2 separate regions of the Mus musculus genome follow, and region 1 is linked to region 2. Evidence: chromatin loops called from intact Hi-C (ENCODE). Cell type or tissue: heart. All regions are shown on one strand.

The links. A loop is a pair of places that touch in the nucleus more often than their neighbours do. Peaks named below come from ENCODE experiments on the same cell type or tissue, not always from the same donor. Only the 100,000 strongest peaks of a DNase experiment are listed, where the experiment ranks them.
Region 1: a loop joins it to region 2, with 2.7 times the contacts of the local background. A loop is called at or near these places in 1 of 42 quality-filtered maps.

What each region holds. Positions count from the first base shown.
Region 1 is chr2:39,221,981-39,226,980 of GRCm38, reverse strand. It overlaps Ppp6c (protein phosphatase 6, catalytic subunit), which reads left to right and starts at 632. Exons shown (of 7, transcript NM_024209.3): 1 at 632-814. The coding sequence starts at 740. In heart, a CTCF peak has its summit at 2,187 (motif pointing left); a DNase peak (open chromatin) is centred at 600; H3K4me3 peaks cover 1,772 bases; H3K27ac peaks cover 972 bases.
Region 2 is chr2:38,924,708-38,929,707 of GRCm38, reverse strand. Nr6a1 (nuclear receptor subfamily 6, group A, member 1) reads left to right here and starts at 3,247. Exons shown (of 11, transcript NM_010264.4): 1 at 3,247-3,590. The coding sequence starts at 3,491. In heart, CTCF peaks have their summits at 2,441 (motif pointing left) and 3,488; DNase peaks (open chromatin) are centred at 2,397, 2,927, 3,287 and 4,027; H3K4me3 peaks cover 3,011 bases; H3K27ac peaks cover 2,253 bases.

The DNA.
Region 1 (5,000 bases), 300 kb before region 2:
CCTTTCCGGCCCCCTCCTGGAACTCACCGGATTAAGTCAGTAGCCTGTTTTTCAGTCTAGGATCCATCTTTTCTGTTTCCTTTGAGATTTTGGGGCAAATAACACATGCAAACTTTGCATTCTTACAGTCTTACAAGAATTGAACAGGAGAAAAAAAAAGTGCCAGTATTTGTACAGAATGTGGCATAAGAAATGCTTTATTGTTTGTTTCTTCCCCCACCCACCACCCACCCCACCCCCCAGCCAGAGAACCGGTGGTGTTAAGTTTGTTTCAAATGTTGTCTAGGCCAGGTCTTCAGTAGTCCTGGAAAGGCGGTAACAGTAACTCTTAACTTTAACTGAAGATACTTTACAGGGTAGGAGTGAGAGCCAGGGAATTCTTAGTTAACCACTTCATGGTCTTCCTTAGAAAAAGCCTCATTTGAGGTGAAGTCTGTTGCCAAGGATAGGAAAGGAAGAGCATTTTACTAAAACTACAAATCCCAGCACGCCCCGCGGCAGAGAGCTACGGGTCCCAGTAGGTTTTATCAAAAGGACCTCCGGGTTCTCTTGGAGATAGATCCGTGGCCCGGAATTCCGCCTGAGAGAGAGAGCGGAACGGGTCAGGCTTTTACGTCGCTTCGCAGACGCCACTCACGGATCGGACGTGACGTAAGGAGGGTTCCGGATTCGGCCTCCGCCGCTGCCTCCGCTACTACAGCCGCTGCCGCTGCTGTCGCCGCGGCTTGTTCTTCCTAAAATGGCGCCGCTGGATCTGGACAAGTATGTGGAGATAGCGCGGCAGTGCAAGTACCTTCCCGAGAACGACCTGAAGGTGAGCCGGGCCGGAGGCCGTCCAGCTTGCGAGGCAAGCCCCTTCCGGCTGCGGGGCTCCCGCCGGCCCGCCCTTCTCCCTCGGCGGGATCCCTACCGGGCGCCCGATCCTGGCGCGGCGGAGGGCGCTCCGCGGTGCGAGAGGACCGGGTCCGAGGCGGCGTGACGCGGAGAACCAGGGGAGCCCGGATCCCCCGAATGCTGTCCAGTTCTTTGAGGGGAGATCCCGGGGGATGTCACGATCCCCTGACCCTCACGGGACTCCGAGCTTAAAGACTCTCACTCTAACTCGCTCGGCCTCCCGGAGACGGAGCCGGGCCGAGCGGGTAGTGCTCCCGGGATGGGGTCCTCCCAGCAGAGGTAACAGGAGCCGCTGTCTGCTCCAGGGACGCGGCCGCGGTGTGTTTAAGTCCCTGAGAGGTGGAAGCCGGTGGGCGGGATCGATGCGACCATAATGGGAGAGAATGACAAGTCGCCTCAGCTTCACCACTCCCCTAAATTGCTTCTTAGGAGTGGTAGTTTTCTTCTGATGATTTGGATGTGGATCTCATTTCTTAGCCCGTTGTTGAGCTATTTAAGTGAATAAGCAGTTGCTTATCAATAAGTTCAAATGTTTTTATGACCTCTGAGCTGTTCCCCTGTAACTCAAGGTGTCGTTTTCTTGGTTTTCCAAAGGAGGTCTTACTCAGTTCAGGCTAAGTTAATGCAGTAAAGAAGTAAGCCGTTGGTGTACCACTGTTATCAACCGTATTTTGTTTCTGCAAAAACTAGTGCTTAGGACCACGTTGGTGTTTATCCGATGGTTGCTAATGTCTGTTTTATTCCGTTAACTTTGATTTGCTATGTAGTCAGTCACTCTCGATCATTTGAATTTTTTTTTCATGCTGTTTTTGTAATATTTTTAAGCCACAGGCTTAAAACAATTTTTTCAAGAAAAAAATTGCCTTTTTCCTAACGAATTTTATTTCTCTTGTGAAGATTTTGCTCTGTGTCTGTTTTCTTGTCTCATCTAGTACATGAAGTTTATATTTAAATCAGCCAACAAGTATGCAAAATGTTTAAGACCTCAAGTGTTGGTTGTGTGAAAGTACATAGCTTGTAACTTACATACTGACTGCCTGTGTTACATGATTGGTGTTCATATTCAGCCACCTGAATCAGGCATTTGCCTTGTCTTCCTGCTTGGTAATTTTGTTTTGTCTTGTTTTTGCTTTCTTCCTGAGATAAGATCTTAATATAGTTCTTGCTGGGGCTGGAGAGATATCTCAATGGTTAAGAGCACTTGGCTGCTCTTCCAGAGGACCTGGAAATTCTGTTCCCAGCAAGGGCATGATAGTTTGTAACATCCTGTCACTCCAGTTCCAAGGAATCTGATGCCCTCTTCTGGTCTTCATAGGCACCAGGTACACATGTGTTCCACAGACATGTGTGCAAGCAAAGCAGCCATACACATAAAATAAAAACAAATCTTTAAAAAAAGTTCATGGTGGCCTCCAACCCAGTATGTACCTGAGGATGGCCTTGAACTCCTGACCCTCTTGCTTCTACTTCCCAACTGCTGGACCCTAACCAACATGCCTGGCTTTTTCTTTCCGTTCCTTTTTTTTTTTTTTTAATAAGATTTATTTTTAATTAGTTGGGGGGGGGCGGTTATGTGCACATTTTGCCTTTGTAAGCCAGGGGCACCAGGTCACCTGGAGCTGGAGGTACAGGCAGTTGTGAACCAAAAGATGTGGGTGATAGAAACTGAACTCGGGTCCTCTGTACAATCTTAACTGAGGAGCAATCTCTCCAGATCTTAGATATAGATATTTTGATACAGGGCATCATGTAGCCCAAGCTTGCCTTAAACCCCTGGTTCTCCGGCTTCCACCTTAATAGTGGTTTGTTTTATTTTATTGTGGTGTGAGGGTTGAGCTGAATTTTTTAAAAGATTTAGTTGTTTTTTATTTATGTAGATGTATGTGTACCTGTGTGAATTTATGTGCCCCATGTGTATGCTGGTGCTGGCAGAGGCAGAGAGCAATCCTAGGCTCCTGAAGTTGGATTTATAGGTGGTTTGAGCTACCTGATATTTGTGCTGGGAATTGAACCTGAGTCTTCTGCAAGAGCACTAAACTCTTTAAATTGCTGAGCCTGTTGTGTGCTTTTTAAATTAATTAAGTAATTATTTTGCTTTGTTTATCGAAACAGGGTTTCTCTGTGTAGCCCTGGGTCAAAGTCACTATAGGCATGGCTGGCCTTGAACTCAGAGATCCTCCATGTGTCTTTGGGATATGGGTATATGAGTGCAGATGCCTTCAAAGCCAGAGGCATTAGAGGCTGTAGTTACAAGCTGGAGGCTCTCTGAAGCTGTAGTTACAAGCAGTTATAAGCAGCCTGGCATGAGTGCTGGGAATAGAGTGTAGGTCCTCTGCAAAAGAATCATATGTGCTTTTAACTGCTGTGTCATTTCTCCAGCCCCACATTTATCTGTTTCTTACTAGACTGCCCCACTCCCCTAGTTTTTTGATTAACTACTGGGGAAGAAAATCTAAATTTTCTGTATATCCTTCAAAAAAATTGTTTCCTATCCTGGAAACAGTTCTATCAGATTAATTTGCTTGTGCAGCCAGTCTCTGATATAGTTTCTATTTGCTTGGTTGCTTATTTGTTGAGACCGGCTTTTGTTGAGGTTTGGTCTGTTGCTGTGTGTTGTAATTCTGTGTCCTAAGCTCTAGTCACCTCAACACGGATGAATTATCAATATGGCAGCTTTCTTTTGTGTGCAAAACTTGCTCCTTAATTTAAAATTATCAGTTGAATAAAGATGCCTACTGCCTGTAGCTGAGCAAAAGAGAGGTAGGTGGAGCTTCAGTTGCCTGGCTTGGGTCTGAGGTAGGCCAGTTGGGTAGGAGCAGCCCAGGTAGAATATGGCAAGTGATATCTCAGAGTCACTGACAGGGAAATAGACAAATTAGCATAGAGGGGATGATAACTGTCCAGCTTTAATGCTTTAAGACTTATTATAAATATAAGGGTTTGTATCTTTTATTTGGGAACTAAATGATCTAAGGTTGGCAGGAACCCCCAAATATTATACTGCAAAAGGGTTTTGCCCTGAAGTCCAGTCTTCCCTGGAACTCAACTAAGTAGCCCAGCCTAGCCTTGAGCTAACTGCAATTGCAGTCTTCCTTCCTCTTGTCTTCTGAGTGTTGGATTTACAAATGTGAGTCAGTATTCCTGACTATCTAGTGTTTATGAAGTTCAATTTTAGCTAGTCTTGGTAGCAAATGCATTTAGTCCAGAACTCAGAAGGAAGAGGCAAGTGGATCTCTTGAGTTTTGAAGCCAGCCTGGTCTACATAGTGAGTTTCAGTCCAGTCAGAGCTGCATAGTAAAATTCTACCTCAAATAGGAAGGAAGGGAAGGAGGGAAAAGAGGGAGAGAAGAAAAGAGAAATTCAATTTTATTTATGCTCCTGGACTACGTAGTGATTTCAGGTGAGGAAAAAGAAAATTTTATTTGTGTTGCCTGGTGTAAAGTACAAACTAAAATTAGGTAGGCCAACAAAGTATTCTAGGAGACTTTGTTATGTATTTATTTTATGCATATGAAAATTTTGTCTGCATATATGTATATGTACCATGTGCATGACTGGTCTTAGAGAGTCAGAAGAGGGCTTCAGATCTCCTGGAGTTTTTGGAAGGTTGCAAGCCACTATGTGGGTGATGGGAACTGAACATGTGTCCTCTTCAAGAACAAGAACTGCTGAGCCTTCTCTCTAGCCTTGAGTCTTTAAAAAAAGTTTTTTTGTATGAGTGTGTGGATATTTTACTTGCGTGTATGTCTGTATACCAAATGCATGCAGGGCATAAAAGGGCATTGGTTCTCTTGGGGCTGGAGTTACAAATGGTTGTGAGCCACTATATGGATGCTGGGAATTAAAAACAGATCCTCTGGAAAAACAGCCAATGTTCTTAACTACTGAGCCATCTCTCCAGCCCTAGCACTATCTTTTTTGAGGTCTTAACGCCAAAATAAAAGATTCTACCAGAGGAAGGAGAGAAATAATTAGAGACATTTAATAAATACTACAGAAAGTTTTTTTTTCTGGAAGAAGACAAGTTCATTAATGTTTTAGATATTTATTTCTACAATTTTTAATTATGTGTACATGTGTGGATATGTGCATGTGTGGGCAGCTGC
Region 2 (5,000 bases):
ACACCAGCATCTTACAGGCAAGAATTGAAGAAGAGCTTCATTAGCTACTTTCCTTTCCTTTTTCATTTTTTTTTTTAAATTATAGGTTTTGTAACATGCTTCCAATCTTTTCAAAATATAGACAAAGTGTACTTAAAACAAATTCAACAAGGAACTCTCTTTCTTAGTCTTCTCATGGATGCAGGCAGCCTGGCTGACTCTTTAAGGCAGGCCCTGCTAGATAGAGCAAGGCAGAGACCACGGGTGGAGCTCTGTGCCCTCTGGACAACATATGGTGTCCTCCGACAACATCCTATCACCATGAATAACCCACAGCTCAAATGAACCAAGTCCCTAAGGCCTTAGGACCTTGGTTTGTGTTGTTACTTCCACAGTCTTCTCACCTAGGCTGGCTCACTCATGCTAGACCACCCCACTTTGGGTGCTTTCTATCTCAAAAATCCCATCACCCTGCCCCCACCCCACTCCAACCCCAGCCCATCTGGCATACCTAACAGTTCCTAACTATAGCACTCATGCAATTACTTGATTTATGTCTACATCATTCACTGAAGGGTAAGGACTCCATGATGAGGCCCATACTTGACTTGTTTTTAACGTCTGCCTCTAGCCTCAGGACCTCAGGATGAGTCTCCTTCAGACTAATCCTCATCCTTAGATATATTCCTTTCGATATATTCCTTTCCATTTCTTCTGTCTTCCCTGTAAATACTGAGAGCCCTTTAAATCGGTCTTAGTAAACCTGTCTCTACAACTGTAAACTCAGAGCAGAGGGCACTTCTCAGGGTTGTTAGGAAAATGTCAAGAAATTAGAAAAAAAAAAAAAAAAAGACCCAGTGTGGGTGCTGGACTGTTAGTGGATGCCTATTTAGTGTGTACCACATGCTAACTAGCAGCAGAGGAGATAACCGGGAGTGAGTAAAGGGATTGGCTGGTTTTGGCAAGGAGGGAGCTCAGAGCTGAAAGGAATCAAGAGTTATTACCAGGAGCTGAGGATGTGGTTGAACTCCTCTCTGAGTTGATGTGCAATCTTCATCCACTTTTCAAACCTCAGGCACAAGATGTCTGCAGAGCCACTTGGCTTTCCAGGGAAGAGCATTCGGGGAAGAGGACTCTTCTGCACCAGGAGCCTGTGATTGAGGGGAACTCTGGCTCTGGGAAGGCTATGCGATCCTGGCACATTTCAGAATCCAGAGCTGAAGAAGGCTTTCTTCCCCACGACACAAAGGACTCATCTTATATTCCAGGGGCCTGCTGCAGAACACTGCTCCCTGGCCTTGGGAAAGCTCAGAACCCTTGTCAAAGACATAACCACTTCAAGATCATTTCTTGGGGCTGGAAAGATGGCTCAGTGGTTAAGAGCACTGACTGCTCTTCCTGAGGTCCTGAGTTCAATTCCCAGCAACTGCATAGTGGCTCACAACTATCTGTAATGGGATCTGATGCCCTCTTCTGGTGTGTCTGAAGACAGCTACAGTGTATAAGTATACTCATATACATAAAATAAATAAATGAATCTTTTTTAAAAAAAGATCATTTCTTACAGTCTACTTAGATAGGGCCATCTGGGAATACAGAGGGACCCAGTTGTCCCTTGATGGGAGGTATAAGGAAGGTGCTACTGAAGAAAAGGATCTAGAAAGATGAGTTAAAGACTTTATAGAGGCATTTCGGCTTTCTGATCCACTGAGTATATAACGGACATCAACTTTTGTGCCACTTCATTTGTATGTGAGAGCACCAATATCAGAGCTACCTCAATGAACAGGTGTGGGAGCTTTAAACCACACAGCATTAGTGTCAATCTCTCATAACAGCTGCTGGCACAGACTAAGGATGGACCAGGCCAATTAATATTGATAATGGAAAGTGCAGGAAGGCTTGGCAGAGCCTTCTCAATAGCAGGTAAGGGAAGAGGCATGGGAGCAACGTGGGCAGGAATCGGAACAGGTTAGATTTCATAAGCCAAGTAAAGACTTCTAAACAATTAAGTAAAGAATGACTCACAAGAGCCAGAGGATTCCAGGGGCACATGGGGCAGAATGAAGTGACAGAATGAAACCGCTTCGATACGGCCCATTAGAGGAAAGCCCAGCAAAGCACCAGAGTTCTTTGATTTATAGTAAGCTAGATAGCATTTAAGTTCTAGACTGAAACTTAATAAGTCTTTTCCTAAGGGAGGTGTGTGTGTTGTATAGTGTGTGTGTGTGTGTGTGTGTGTGTGTGTGCGCGGGTTGTGTAGTGTGTGTGTGTGTGTGTGTGTGTGTGAGAGAGAGAGAGAGAGAGAGAGAGAGAGAGAGAGAGAGAGAGAGAGAGAGAGAGAGAGAGAGAACGCGCGCGGGGCATTTCTGAAAATCACCACCACCCCTAATCCTGAGAGCCCCATGGCCGCGCGCCACCTGGTGGCAGCGGGAGGTGGGCCCTGGAGGAGGAAGGGGAGAAAATCCAGGATTTTATTTGGTGGGAACTTCTGTAAACTGAGGCGATAGCGTGTATGTGAGAGTTGGTCTCTTATCACTGGATCCGATTCTTATTACACCTCTCATTTTTGAGACAGGTATACTGAACAGGAGTGGGAAGGGGAACACTCCGGGAAAGGGACATTCTTAAAACAGAACTCTTTAAGACACAAGGAGTCAGGGGTCTCAAGTTTTCTTTGGTGGCATCAGTGGAAGTGATCTTAGTTTGTCCATCTGTTCTATGGGCAGGGTGCGGGGAATGAAAGAGGAGGAAGAGAAACTTTAATCTTTCCCGCCCACCCGGAGGTAAAGGGGCTTTAAACACTTCTCCGGAAAGCAGAGTTGTATAGATTCTATTTGCATACGAACGCAGTCACCTCGGGTTAAACTCGGGTCCTTTAATCTCTGGTCCAATTTGTCGCTCAGCCCGGGAGGAAAGCCCTCATGAGTACCTACACACCCCGCCCCCTGGGGCCTTCCCCCACAGGGCTGGGCTTGGTTGCACGTGCTCACCCGGTTCCCGGTGGATACGCCTCCTTGGAAAGGCTCATTATTAGTGTGGGGAAATAGTTGGAATCATAGAGCACTATGATCACGAATAAGTTACAATAGAGAGAAAACTCTGACATAGCCGTTTATTATATTAATATATTAGAAATTTTATTAGAGTTTGTAATAGTGATAGGTTTGGGTTCTCCCTACTTAGGTCTTCCTGTTTTTTTTCCATCACCCCTTTATTTGGTAGAGTCCCGTGTGGGCAGCCTCGTTGGGAGGACTACATTTCCCAGAATTCCTCACGGGCATGTGCGTGGCAGCGGCGCGTGACGTCAGAGGAGGGAGCTGGCCAGTGCTGAGGGGGCGCGGCGCGGAGGGGCGCGGAGCCGGGCGGCTCAGGGGCCCAGAGAGTGCGGCGGCCGAGAGCCTGCCGGCCCCTGACAGCCCCCTCCCCCCGTGGAAGACCAGGACGACGACTACGAAGGCGCAAGTCATGGCGGAGCAGCGAAGCCCGAGAGGGCCCTGAGCACCGCCGCATGGAGCGGGACGAACGGCCACCTAGCGGAGGGGGAGGCGGCGGGGGCTCGGCGGGGTTCCTGGAGCCGCCCGCCGCGCTCCCTCCGCCGCCGCGCAACGGTGGGTAAGGGGCCTTCTGAGCCCGGGCGGTGCCAACGCCCGCGACCCCCTCTTTCTCTAAGCTGACTCTAGCTCCGGGATGCCGGGCAGCTCCTCAGTGAGGACTCCACCCTGGGCTCGCACTCTCCAGGCAGGGTCCCCGGTCCCCTCTGCTCGGACCCTCCCCTCCCCCCGTCCCCTCTGCGCCAACCCTTTCTCCTCCCCCAGGAGGCCCTGGTGCACGGAGCACCCTCTCTTCCTTCACCAGGGAGCTCGCAGACTCCACACCTTTGCGCCCTGCACCTATCCTGGAGCGTTTTCCTCCTCCACTGTCCCGAGCTTCCTCCCAGCCCGTGAGCCTCCGCCTCTGGGCAGACCGGTAATGGTCCTTCTCGGACCTCGGTGCTCACTCCTGTCCCCTGGCCTTCCTTTACTCAGACTCATTCTTCTAGGCGACGACTTTCTGCTGGCTCAGGTCTCCAGCGGGATCCTGGGGCACCGGGACACCTGCCTTTTCCCGGCGTTTGCCGGACGCTTCCCGCGCCGCCCAGCCTATCTCTTCCGGGGTGCTGAGAATTCCTCACCTGGCCCGGCCGCTTGCGTCCCCTTGTTCCCAGCCCAGTCCTCAGGTTCCTCCGGGCTGGCTCTCGCTCCCTCCCTGGCTCAATGTTTTATTTGTTTCTGTTTGATATCCCCCCCCCTCGGTGTTTGCGGCGGAATGTTTTTATTGGTAAAGTGTAAGGAGCTTTTGTGAGGTCGTAAAAGGTGAACTTTTGAACTTGGAAAGCGCCCTGGAGCAATTAGCGCAGGCGATAGCCCCGGGAGGCCTGCATTACAAAGGGTGCTCGTTGCGGCAGGCCAACGCTCCCGCGGCAAACCCGATTTATTTATTTATTTGCCCTGCCTTCCACCTTTCACATCTCCTCATTTCCGAATAAAGGGCAGGCTCTCAGAGATCCCTGCCTCCTCCCCTCTCTGCGCCATAAACGCGCAATTCTCTGGAAGATCTAGGACCCGAACAGTGTCTAACAAGTAACAGATTTCAGATTGAATGCAAACACTGGGGACAGTTAGGAGGCACTAAAAATTAATTGCTTTGGCAAGAAGTTTCTCAATCAGGACAGTGACCTGGCAGGTGTGGGGAAAGCAACCTGAAAATAGGTCCCCGAGATTCTGGTGAATGAGTGGGGACGCACAGAAGAGAAATCTTGAGTTGGATTTGGTGCTTCATAACCGTATAAATTCATTAAACATTCATCGTTAATTCAGTACATCTTTAGTTTCTTTTAAGCTAGTTAAAAGGAAAGCCTGCGTAGAAGAGAGCCTGATTAATTTGATATGATAGTGATCAAATGGTGATGTTTTCAAAGCGTGTGAGCCCTAAAGATGTGTATTATGTGTGGATCTAGTTGGCCGGGCATCCGGTCGGGA